Linked DNA regions of Mus musculus: region 2 is linked to region 1. Evidence: chromatin contacts called from ENCODE Hi-C or POLR2A ChIA-PET data. All regions are on one chromosome and are shown on one strand. Each heading gives the region's core, a stretch centred on a gene start or an enhancer-like site at or near the end of the contact. The rest is flanking DNA. Distances are from core to core; before and after follow the strand shown.

Region 1 (4,866 bases), core at 1,612-4,111:
CCTGTGTACTTTCAGCCAACTATATTTCTGTGGGAAGGTTTCCAATTCTTAAATCTCAGTTATGGAGAGGTGGTAGGCAGCTGGTGTAGATGCCTGTCTGCAGGGTGGGTGCGTGCTAACTCTGATCAACGTTGCATGACAGCAGAGGGCTTATTCAAAAAAAATTCTCAATTTTCTTGTAATTCATCACCACCAATTTAAAAAACAAAACCAAGTCTAGAGGTAATGTAAAAATATATTTTGAACTCTTCTCACTACCTCTCATGAGATGTAACAGTAATGAAGTTAATGAAATTTAAGTGCCATATTTACCTGGTATCTCCATCCACTGTCCTGCTGATGCCTCCATTAATGTCATAAGTTCTTTCAGTTTTCAGACCATCTTGACTGTACTCCTTAATTCCCCAATTTTAAGTGGCCACTGACTCTTCCTGCATCTACCTCCAATTCACCTGTCTTCATTTATTCATTTTTCTTGTAATGGACTTAATGTCCTACCATGTACAATACACTGTGTGTATGATAAGACAGACACAATACTGCCATCACAGCAAGCTCCAAACAAGAGACAAGTGAGTGAATAACTTCATCCTAAGTGTGTAATGTAAGCCTTTTTGGTGAAAAGGTATGAGGGTCCATGGAGGCAAGCCTAACTTTGGGTTACCAGAGAAGACTTGGTAAGTTATTAATGGCTTAGTGGAGATATTAAGGTTCAGAAGAAATACAGGCAGAAGAATCCTTTAGGTATATTTCACACATTTGAAAAATTTGTACTAAACATGATAGTGGAGAAGGCTTTATATTAGACTGCAGAGTTAGAAACACAACCTGCCCTGTTCTACTGATACAGGGTGTGTGTATGTGCGCACAATGTGTGAATATAAGACATAAACACATCATAAGCACAAAATAGCTATTCTCTAGCTGGGGAGATACTTAAATTGGTAAAGTGCTCTTTGTACCAACTTAAGAACTTTATGTGACCCATGTAAAAACTGTGCACAGACACACATATCTATAGTCCCAGAGCTGGGAGGCAGAGAAAAGTGGATCCCTGGAACTCACCAGCTGGTCATCTAATATGTCCGTGAGCTCCAGGTCCATAAGAGACCCTGCCTCCAAAAAATAAGGTGGAGAGGAATAAAGGAAGACACCTGATACTAATCTCCAGCACACACATCTCTCTTCCACCTCTCCCTCCTTCCTTCCCTATCTATCTTAGCTATCATTTGGGCCTTCTAAAGAATTACTTTCCTTTAACATATAGTGTACTGCGTCCAACTAGCAATTGCTCTCAAGAATACAGTGTTGCTCCAGGCTCTGCCCATCAGAATCCTGGCTAGGAAGTCATGTGGATGGCTCTTCTCTGAGCAATTCCTTGGCCATCTTTCTAGACCCTTCAACCTAGCCACAGTGCCTTGCCTCAACAGTCCAGTCGATTAAAGATCACGCCATAGGAAGAAGACACTGTAAACGAGTTCAGTGTTTTTCTGTAGTCATGGATCAAGAATGTCATTTATACATTCACCAAGATCAGTTCAGTTGTTTCTTACGGCACCCAAGATAAAAATATGGCTGTTTCATGCGAGGGAACAGAGGAAAATTATTTAAGCATATACATTGCCAACGTAATCAGAGGTAGACAGGAGAAATAAACTGTGATACTCGGGACAGCTCTTCTGGTAAGGTATGGGATCATTCTGAAGAAATGAGCTGAGATCAGAAGGGTGGAAAGGAGCGGGTCTTTGAAAGGGGCAGAAGAGAGTGCAGAAAAGGAGATTACATCAAACTCTTCCCAGGAACCCTGTGCTCTCATCTCTTTTTCTTTCTTTCCGTTTTTCTTCTTTAATAATAGATTTTTAATACACTATATTCTGCTCTTCTTTCCCCTTCTCCAGCTCTGCCAAGATCCTCTCCACCTCCCTTCCCAGCCGAATCCACAGCTTTCCTGCCTCTTCTTAGAAAACAAATATGCATCTAAATAATAATAAAATAGATAAGATGAAAACAAACACACAATATAGGACAAAACAAACAAATGAAAAAGCATGAGAAAGTCATATAGATGTATTCGTTCAGTGAGGAATTCCACAAAAAACAGAAAACTGGAAGCCATATGTCTATACAAAAGACCTAAAAAGATTACACATATATATATATATATCCCTGACAAAACATTCTGAGACAAAGAACCTCTTAAGATTCAACTGAGTCTCTTTTGTGTTGGCCATCTACTGCTGAGCATGGCTGTGCCCTCACTTCTTCACCTCTGATGTCCTCCTCACAACCCGGCCGTTCTCTCCAGACAACTCAGTCTTCTTTGTGCAGCCTGGCTCCTCCTGGCTGGCTCTGCTTCTGACAGAACCGACAGAACCCTTGGGTCTCTGGTTGGTAGGTCTGGGCTAAATAAGCTTTCCACCACGAGACTGAAGAATTCCCATACAGGAGCTCAACTGCACTCTCCAGAAACTCCTATCTTACCATTGTTGAGCCGCAGAGCCATTGAGCGAATTATTAATCCGAAACCCTTTGTTTTGCTCTCCTGTTCTAGTCACCTGTTTGTTTTTCCAGACCACGTTGTCAGGTTTAGCTCCAGTAAGGTCAGAAGGCCAGTTAACAACTTCACGAACACTGCCTGGCTCCCAGTCGTGGCTGTCAGCACACGCGGGAAGCCCGCCAGCCTCCCTCTCCCAAGAAGGCGCCTGGATGACGTCACCCAGAGCCGAGGGCTGAGCGCCGAGCGTGACGTCACGGGGGCGGAGCGAGTTGCCGTGAGGTCACTGGGTGGGCGGGGCCGGGCTCAAGCCCCAGTGTCGTCACGGGCGGGGGCGGGCCTGGAGCGTGTCAGCGCAGCCGAATCAAAACAAGCCCGAGACCCGCCTTTTCCCTCGGGCTCCTCCGCGTCTCGCTCTGCTCGGGGGCCCGTTGCGCCCGCGCGGCTGCGAGCCTCGGGTGGCCGCGCGTGGCCGCGCCGGCTTCTGCCGCGGAGGGCGCGGCGGCCGGAATGTCGCGGCGAGGGCCGCGCGGCGGGGCGGGCGCCTGAGGAAGAGCGGCCGGCCCGCGCTCTCCGTGGCCGCCCCGGTGCGGCGGGGGAGCCGCCTTCGTGGGCGCCGGGGACCGGGACACCCGCGAGCGGGCCGGGGAGATGCCCAACCCCAAGAACAGCAAAGGCGGCCGCAAAAACAAGCGCGCCAACAGCAGCGGGGACGAGCAGGAAAATGGAGCCGGGGCCTTGGCGGCGGCGGGTGCGACAGGCGCGGCGGCCGGAGGGGCCCTGGCGGCGGCGGCGGCGGGCTGCGGGGCGGCGTCGCCCGGCGCGGTGGGCACCGGCGGCGCGGCGGGCCCGGGAGGTGCGGGCACGGGCGCCGCCAACGCCACCGTCGCTGCGGGGGCTGCAGCCGCGGGAGACGCTAAGAATGGTAAGACGACAGCGGCGGGGCGAGCGCCAACTTCCTCACCGACGGGCGGGCGGGCGCGGTGGCGGGGCCCTGGGTGGCGCGGGCGGCGCGTGGACAATGCGAGTCAGGAAGTGCTCGCCCCGCCCCACCGCCCCGCGCTGCCTTTCCTTTCGTGGTCCCCACGCGGAGCGGCGTGGACCGGGGCTGCGGGCCCCGCGGCGGCGCTCCGGTTGGTGCCTGCTCCCCGTGGTGCCCGCGCGGGCTGAGTCTGAAATGTCCCGGGTTGGTGGGAGCGAGGCAGCGGGCAAGCAGGAAAAGGAGCCCAAGTTAGAATGATCCGATTGGAAACTTCCCTGCTCACCGCGACCCACCCACCCACCATTGCCCCCAAAGAAGAAAAGCTGCAATTCCCAGCAGATGTAGGCCTGTTGCCTGATTGCCACAGGTGGAGAGAGAGAGAGAGAGAGAGAGAGAGAGAGAGAGAGAGAGAGAGAGAGAGAGAGAGAGAGAGAGTGTGTGTGTGTGTGTGTGTGTGTGTGTGTGTGTGTGTGTGTGGTGTTCATTTAATTCTCTTGTCTTGCTCGAGGAAGGAAGAGAATCTGAACTTGACTTCCGTTCCCAACCTGAAGTGTTTGGGTGTCTTTTTCTTTTTTTTCTCTCTCTTTCTTTCTCTCTTTTCTTCCTTTTCTTCCTTTCCTTCTTTTCTCTTTCTTTCTTTCTTTCTTTCTTTCTTTCTTTCTTTCTTTCTTTCTTTCTTTCTTTCTTTCTTTCTTTTCCTGTCCCTTGTATAATTGTTTCACATTTGTTTTTCTGAAGAAGCCCTGATAATTTCATGAGCGCTTGAATGATCCTTTAGAAGGGAGGAATGCAGGTAATAGCTAAGGTGTGACAGGATTTTCCCTTCTTACCACAGGATGCCTGACATTTATTTGGGCAGCTTTTAAACTTTTTTCTTCTCAGGTAGTTTTTCAGGGGAAAAAAATGTACATTTTAATGTAAGTAGATGAGAATCGTTAGAATCGTTATATTTGCTTCTTAACAGTTTTCAAAGCCATCCTCTATGTAGATGGTCTCCCATAAAAAGGGCTACAGTACTTACAAGAATGCCACAGTGATTCCCATAGGAGATAGACTACAGGCTGTTGGAAAGGGCCCCCCCCTGGCTGAGCCCCTGCAGTTTTGAAATAGGAAGATTTGTTTATTAGGAGGAGCAAACTTACACGTTTGTGAGTGTTTGATAGTGTACTATCAAAACTTGGCTAGCCTATTTGGCTAGCCTGTGCCGGCTCTTGCTTTCTTATCTCTAACCGTCCTTTTGATATTGATGTGACAGAGAAGATGATACTTAGACTGCATAATACCAGCTCTTCCTCAGCCATTTAGAGCTTTGATATCTGGAGAAAGGCCAGTTTTTCTGAACCTCAGTTTCCTCATAGACACACTTGAGGGAGTGAGGGGGGGCAGTGAG
Region 2 (4,866 bases), core at 1,344-3,843, 110 kb before region 1:
CACTTTTCTTTACACCTGAATGGTCCTGTAATTTACAAAGCCCTCAGAGCACCTTGTGCTTCTGTTGAACCTCCAACATCTAGCTCAACAAAGAGAACAAAACTGGGATATGTTTGAATTACCCCCAATGCTTCTCCCTGAGAGCCATGGAATGCTGTTTTCAGAAAATCTCAAACTCTCATAAGAGAAACTAAATCCACATTCCCCTTCAGTCTCACATTTCTATGTCTTAGGCCAAATTTTAAGTAAGCTGCCTTCAAGACTCCAGATTGCTATTCAGTACAGGTTGGCTATTCTTTATCAGCAATGCTTGAAACTGAAGGTTTGTGTACACACAATGAGATATCTTGGGGGTAGGATCCAAGTTTGAAGAGATCTCTTTACATCTCATATGCACAGTAGTCCCACAGTTTGAGAGTCAATTTAAAAGAATGATAATTCTGAACAAGAAAGTTTCATAATATGGAATTTTCCACTTGTGATATTTTGGCCCTCAAAGTTTTCAGGTTAGGAGTACTGCAGATATCCTGGTCAGGGATCGTCAACCTGATCATGTTACTGTGGAAGTCTTGCTTCAGGGATCCTACAATTTCCAACGTGTAATTGAATCCCAAATATTTAAACGACTTAAGCTACCTATGTACAAAGATAATAGAAATTTATTTTCAAATGCCAATACAATTGAGTAAAATATGAAAATAAGTTGGATTCAATTGAACATATCTCAGCTGGAGGTTAATGGACACTAATTTCTATGCCCTAAACATGTAAACACCCTAAAAAAGTCTTGTGTACCATTAGAATGACAAAGTCATTTCCAGTTAACTCTGAACCCCAAAGACATGAGCTAAAATAGAATATGGGGGGCTTCTTGTCCAGAACCTGTAAGTTTTGTACCAAATCCATTAGACACTAGCCCCATATCATTTAACCCATCAGCAAACTATGGGATGTTTTGTGTGAACCCAAGCTAAACCTGGTTTCCTCATCGTAAGAGGGCCATAAAAACAAAAACAGTGAATCCACACAGAATCTGAATTGTTGGGAAAGCCTAAAATTGTCACTATGTTGTCCTCTTCAGCAGCACAGATCTGAGACTTTCTTATCCTTCCCTGGTACCTAAAACACTCACCTTTCCCCACCACACCCCAGGGTTAAGAAAAAATGACAAAATGAAACAAAAGCAAAGTGAGAAAGAATTCACTCCCTAAACCACAGTAGGCACTCGGGTATTGTCTATATTCGAGGTGTGTGTAGAAATTTTTATATCACAAGGGTTTCTGTTAGAAGAAAACTGACTTTCACTCTAAGATGGGCCTCAGAGAACTGGAGGCTGAGGAGGCAGAGTGATGAGATTTCTAAAAGCCTGGAGACTCCTGGCCCAGCCCACACCCACGTCCCAGCACCTGAGCAGTTGAGGGGGCAACAGGACCCTGAGTTCAGGGCTAGTCTGGGATATAAAGCAATAAGCTGTCTCAAAACAAAGTAAAATCAAACCTCTGGCCCAATATTCTGCTTCCACTGCATTATATCCACTTCCATCTCCATGTGTTTGGAGATTTGGATAACTGGCTTGGGATCAATATGAGGATGAAAACTTAAGACGGTTCCTTCCTCCCATACAGTTTAAACAGGCTCTTACTATAGCAGCTATGAATCATTAAGCAGTAGCATTAATGCTCATCACAAATATTAGCACTTCTAAAACAGGCGACAAAGAAGGTTTACCCTTGCTGCTACAGAGTTACGAGTGGCAGAGTTACAGACTGAGGAGACTATCCGCTGTCTGATTCCAGCTGTTCAATAAATCCCAAACCAAACCCACAAGCTCCACTGACTATTCCCGGGAAGGGCACTAGAAGATACTGTCCACCGGCCACCCATTCTACGACCAAGTTCTTTTCACATCTATCTACATGCCAAGTATCAGCCAGAAGTTCAAATTTCTTAGTCTCCCCTAAGAACACAGCTTCCTTAAATTTAAAACAAAACAAAACAACCCCCCCCCTAAAAAAAAAACCCAAACCACCTGCTTCTTGGATACCTTAAGCGTAACAAATCTCACTTCATCGAGTCTGCTCGGCTCGCTCAAAAATCCATATGGCATTTTGCCTGCCTATAGTCGTAACTTTCCTATTGTGCGGGAGTCGAAGAGCTATGTGACTATAGTAGGCATATCCAGCAGACGCTAGGATGCACACACAACCCGAGAGACCCGGGACCTTGCTCTTCCAGTGCACAGGCTGCCGGAGGGATGCAGGCTCCGCAGACCCCCGCCCCCACCCGGACGGCGAGCCCTCCCCCTCCAGGGGTCCCCGCGCACCCCGCTCCCGCACCTGCGGCCTCTGCCCGTCCCCGGGGGAGCCCACTCCCGCTGCCGCTGCCCGGGGCCCGCGCGGCCGGGGACGCGGCGGTACCTGGAGGACCACGTCGTTGGGCAGCTGCGCGGCCCGGAACAGCTCGAGCACTCGCCCGTTGACCACCACCTTCTTGGTGCTCTCGATGTCGCAGTAGGAGAAGAGATCCGAGTAGTATTTCTGCTCGGCGTCGCTCAGCGTCAAGCCTTCCATCTTCGCCTCGGCCCGGCGGCCGCCCCGCCCCGCATGCACCACCCGGGCGCCGGCCCCGCGACCCGGGGCGGCCGGCGGGGTACTGCGCACGGCACGGCCTCCCCGCGGGGCCGCGAGCTCGTGTGGCCCGGGGCAGCCGGCGGCGGTGGCGCGCGGCTGTGCGCGGCCGCAAGCTCGGCGTGGGGAAAAGGAGGCGGCGGCTCCGGGCTCGGCCGCGTCCCTCGGGCTTCCCGCCTCGGCTTCCCCTTCCGCCCACGCGCCCCCCTCCGAGAAGTTGTGGGGCTTCCGAAGTCTAAAGTTTCGGGGGCTCGGGGCTGCGCGTGGCCGCCGCTCCGCCTCCCTCGGCCGCCATTGACTGCGCCCCGGCCCGGCACTGACAGCGGCGGCCGCGCTCCAGACCCGGATGTGAGGCCGGGAGGAGAGAGCGCGAGAGGGAGAGGGAGAGGGAGAGAGAGAGAGAGAAACACCCACCGGGCTGGCTCGGCCGCTCCCGGGAGAGCGGGCCGCAGCGCCCCCTGCTGGCCGGAGCCCCGCGGCACGGCGGGGCGCGGCGAGTGGCCCTGGGCGCCCTCCGCGAGGACCCCAGGCTGGGGGCACTTGGGGACCGACCGGCGTCCCAGCGACGCGGAGGGTTCAGGTCGCACTGCGGGCTGGGGTGCGGCAGCTTCTGGCGTGCAGCATTTCCTAACGGTTTGCACTTAACGAGGATAAGTGCATCGCTTTGCGCCGTCCACTGAAGCAGGGAAGCTTGCTCAGGTGTGGACGCTTAAACCAAGGCTGAACTCGATCTGGTCCCAAGCCGGGTCTTCTGTAAAACCAAGTTTGAAAAAATAGAAATAAAGAAAAAAAAAGTCACCTTTTTTTTTTTTTTTTTTCACCGAGAACCAAATACTGTCGGTTTATGCCATCCACTCGGGAAACCTGTGTAGGCCTTCAGCCAACTCCAGGCCCTCTTGTTGCTCACCATCCCTTCCTTCCTCTGGGGGGTGGGGGGGGGGGAGTCTTAATCTGCATCTGTCTCTGGAGTTCATAGACCCTTAACGAGCCTTTAATCTTTTAAAAGTATTTCTTTCCTGAAACTCTATGAAGTCAGGCTGGACTTGAACTCTTGATCCCCTGCCTTTTCTTTCCTAGTGAAGGGATACCATCACCAGTCAGCCCGCGACCTTGTCAGCATTAAATATGAAGTATTTCAGAAACGGGAGCCAAGGAAGATTACACAGAGGGCTTTTCAAGTTTGGTTTTTATTCTCTGTTACATAGAGCCCATTAAGGGGACATCATTATAAGAATGAGCAGACATAGAGGGCTGGGGATATAGCTCATTTGTTAGAGCACTGTGTGCACAACGCCCTGGGTTCTATTCCCAGCACTGCATAGATCAAGTGTGGTGGTGCTTACCTGTAATCCCAGCCATTTGGGAGGTAGAGGACAGGAGGATCAGAAGTTCAAGGTCATGTTCAGCCTCACAGAACACAGAAGGCCAACCTAGACCCTATCTCAAACAGCCCAGAAAACAGAAAGAAGAACTCTGGCACCAAATGCCTCCTTTGGAGGCTAAATCTAAATGAACGTCTGTGAAGCTCTTTATGTAAGTCTTTATAGATGCCACTTTGTGGCGATATTTTCATGTTACTCTACTTCATATAGTGCTTAGTACGTCTTACAATTCATACTCACAATTGCAGTTTGGGTATGTGTGTGTGTGTGTGTGTGTGTGTGTGTGTGCATTTTTAAAAGATAGGTTCAATGAGGTAGGGACTGATTCCTGCTGTCACTGGTCTCTTTTCCCCTGCCACCTCCCCATGGCCTAGCAGCTCTATCCTGCCCTAAGCCTTTGTTCCTTCTGAAACCTCACACAGACATTTGCACGTTCCTTCTCCTGTTCCGAGGGCTCCGTCTTGGAGAACAGTCCCGCTAACACCTGATCTCCAGCTGTTGTGCTGTGTTTGCTCTTCTTAACCTGAATTCTTTTTCCTTATTGCATGTCTAGCTGATATCCAAATATGAATTTCTGTACATATTCATTTTTCTAAAATTTTATGCTGATTACACCATTGATGACAACAGCCCCGTGAAACGAGCTTGACAAGGGTTTCCTTTTTTGAAAACTTGGGATACTGAGACAAAAATGGTGTTAGCAACTTGTAAGTTTCATGACACTAAATATCTAGATGCAGGGTTCTAAACCTACTCAACTCTAAAACCAGTACCCTTTCTTAAGTCTCCTGAGCCACTAGCTCTCTATTCAGTAGAAGTGTTTCATTTCTTCGTCACCACCCTTCCAAGGCCTGTCA

What was found. Hi-C counts contacts between places; a loop is a spot of excess contacts on that map. ChIA-PET counts read pairs that join two places held with the same protein, here RNA polymerase II (POLR2A).
Region 2: a loop to region 1 is called in a map of left cerebral cortex, with 2.1 times the contacts of the local background. The contact joins the promoter of Reps1 here to the promoter of Heca in region 1. A Hi-C loop is called at or near these places in 1 of 37 maps with a recorded cell type or tissue (left cerebral cortex). POLR2A ChIA-PET finds 5 or more read pairs at or near these places in 1 of 5 experiments (embryonic stem cell).

Annotation. Positions count from the first base shown.
Region 1 is chr10:17,946,062-17,950,927 of GRCm38, reverse strand. Heca (hdc homolog, cell cycle regulator) reads left to right here and starts at 2,861. Exons shown (of 4, transcript NM_001033432.3): 1 at 2,861-3,419. The coding sequence starts at 3,146.
Region 2 is chr10:18,053,667-18,058,532 of GRCm38, reverse strand. It overlaps Reps1 (RalBP1 associated Eps domain containing protein), which reads right to left and starts at 2,593. Exons shown (of 20, transcript NM_009048.2): 1 at 2,418-2,593. The coding sequence starts at 2,570.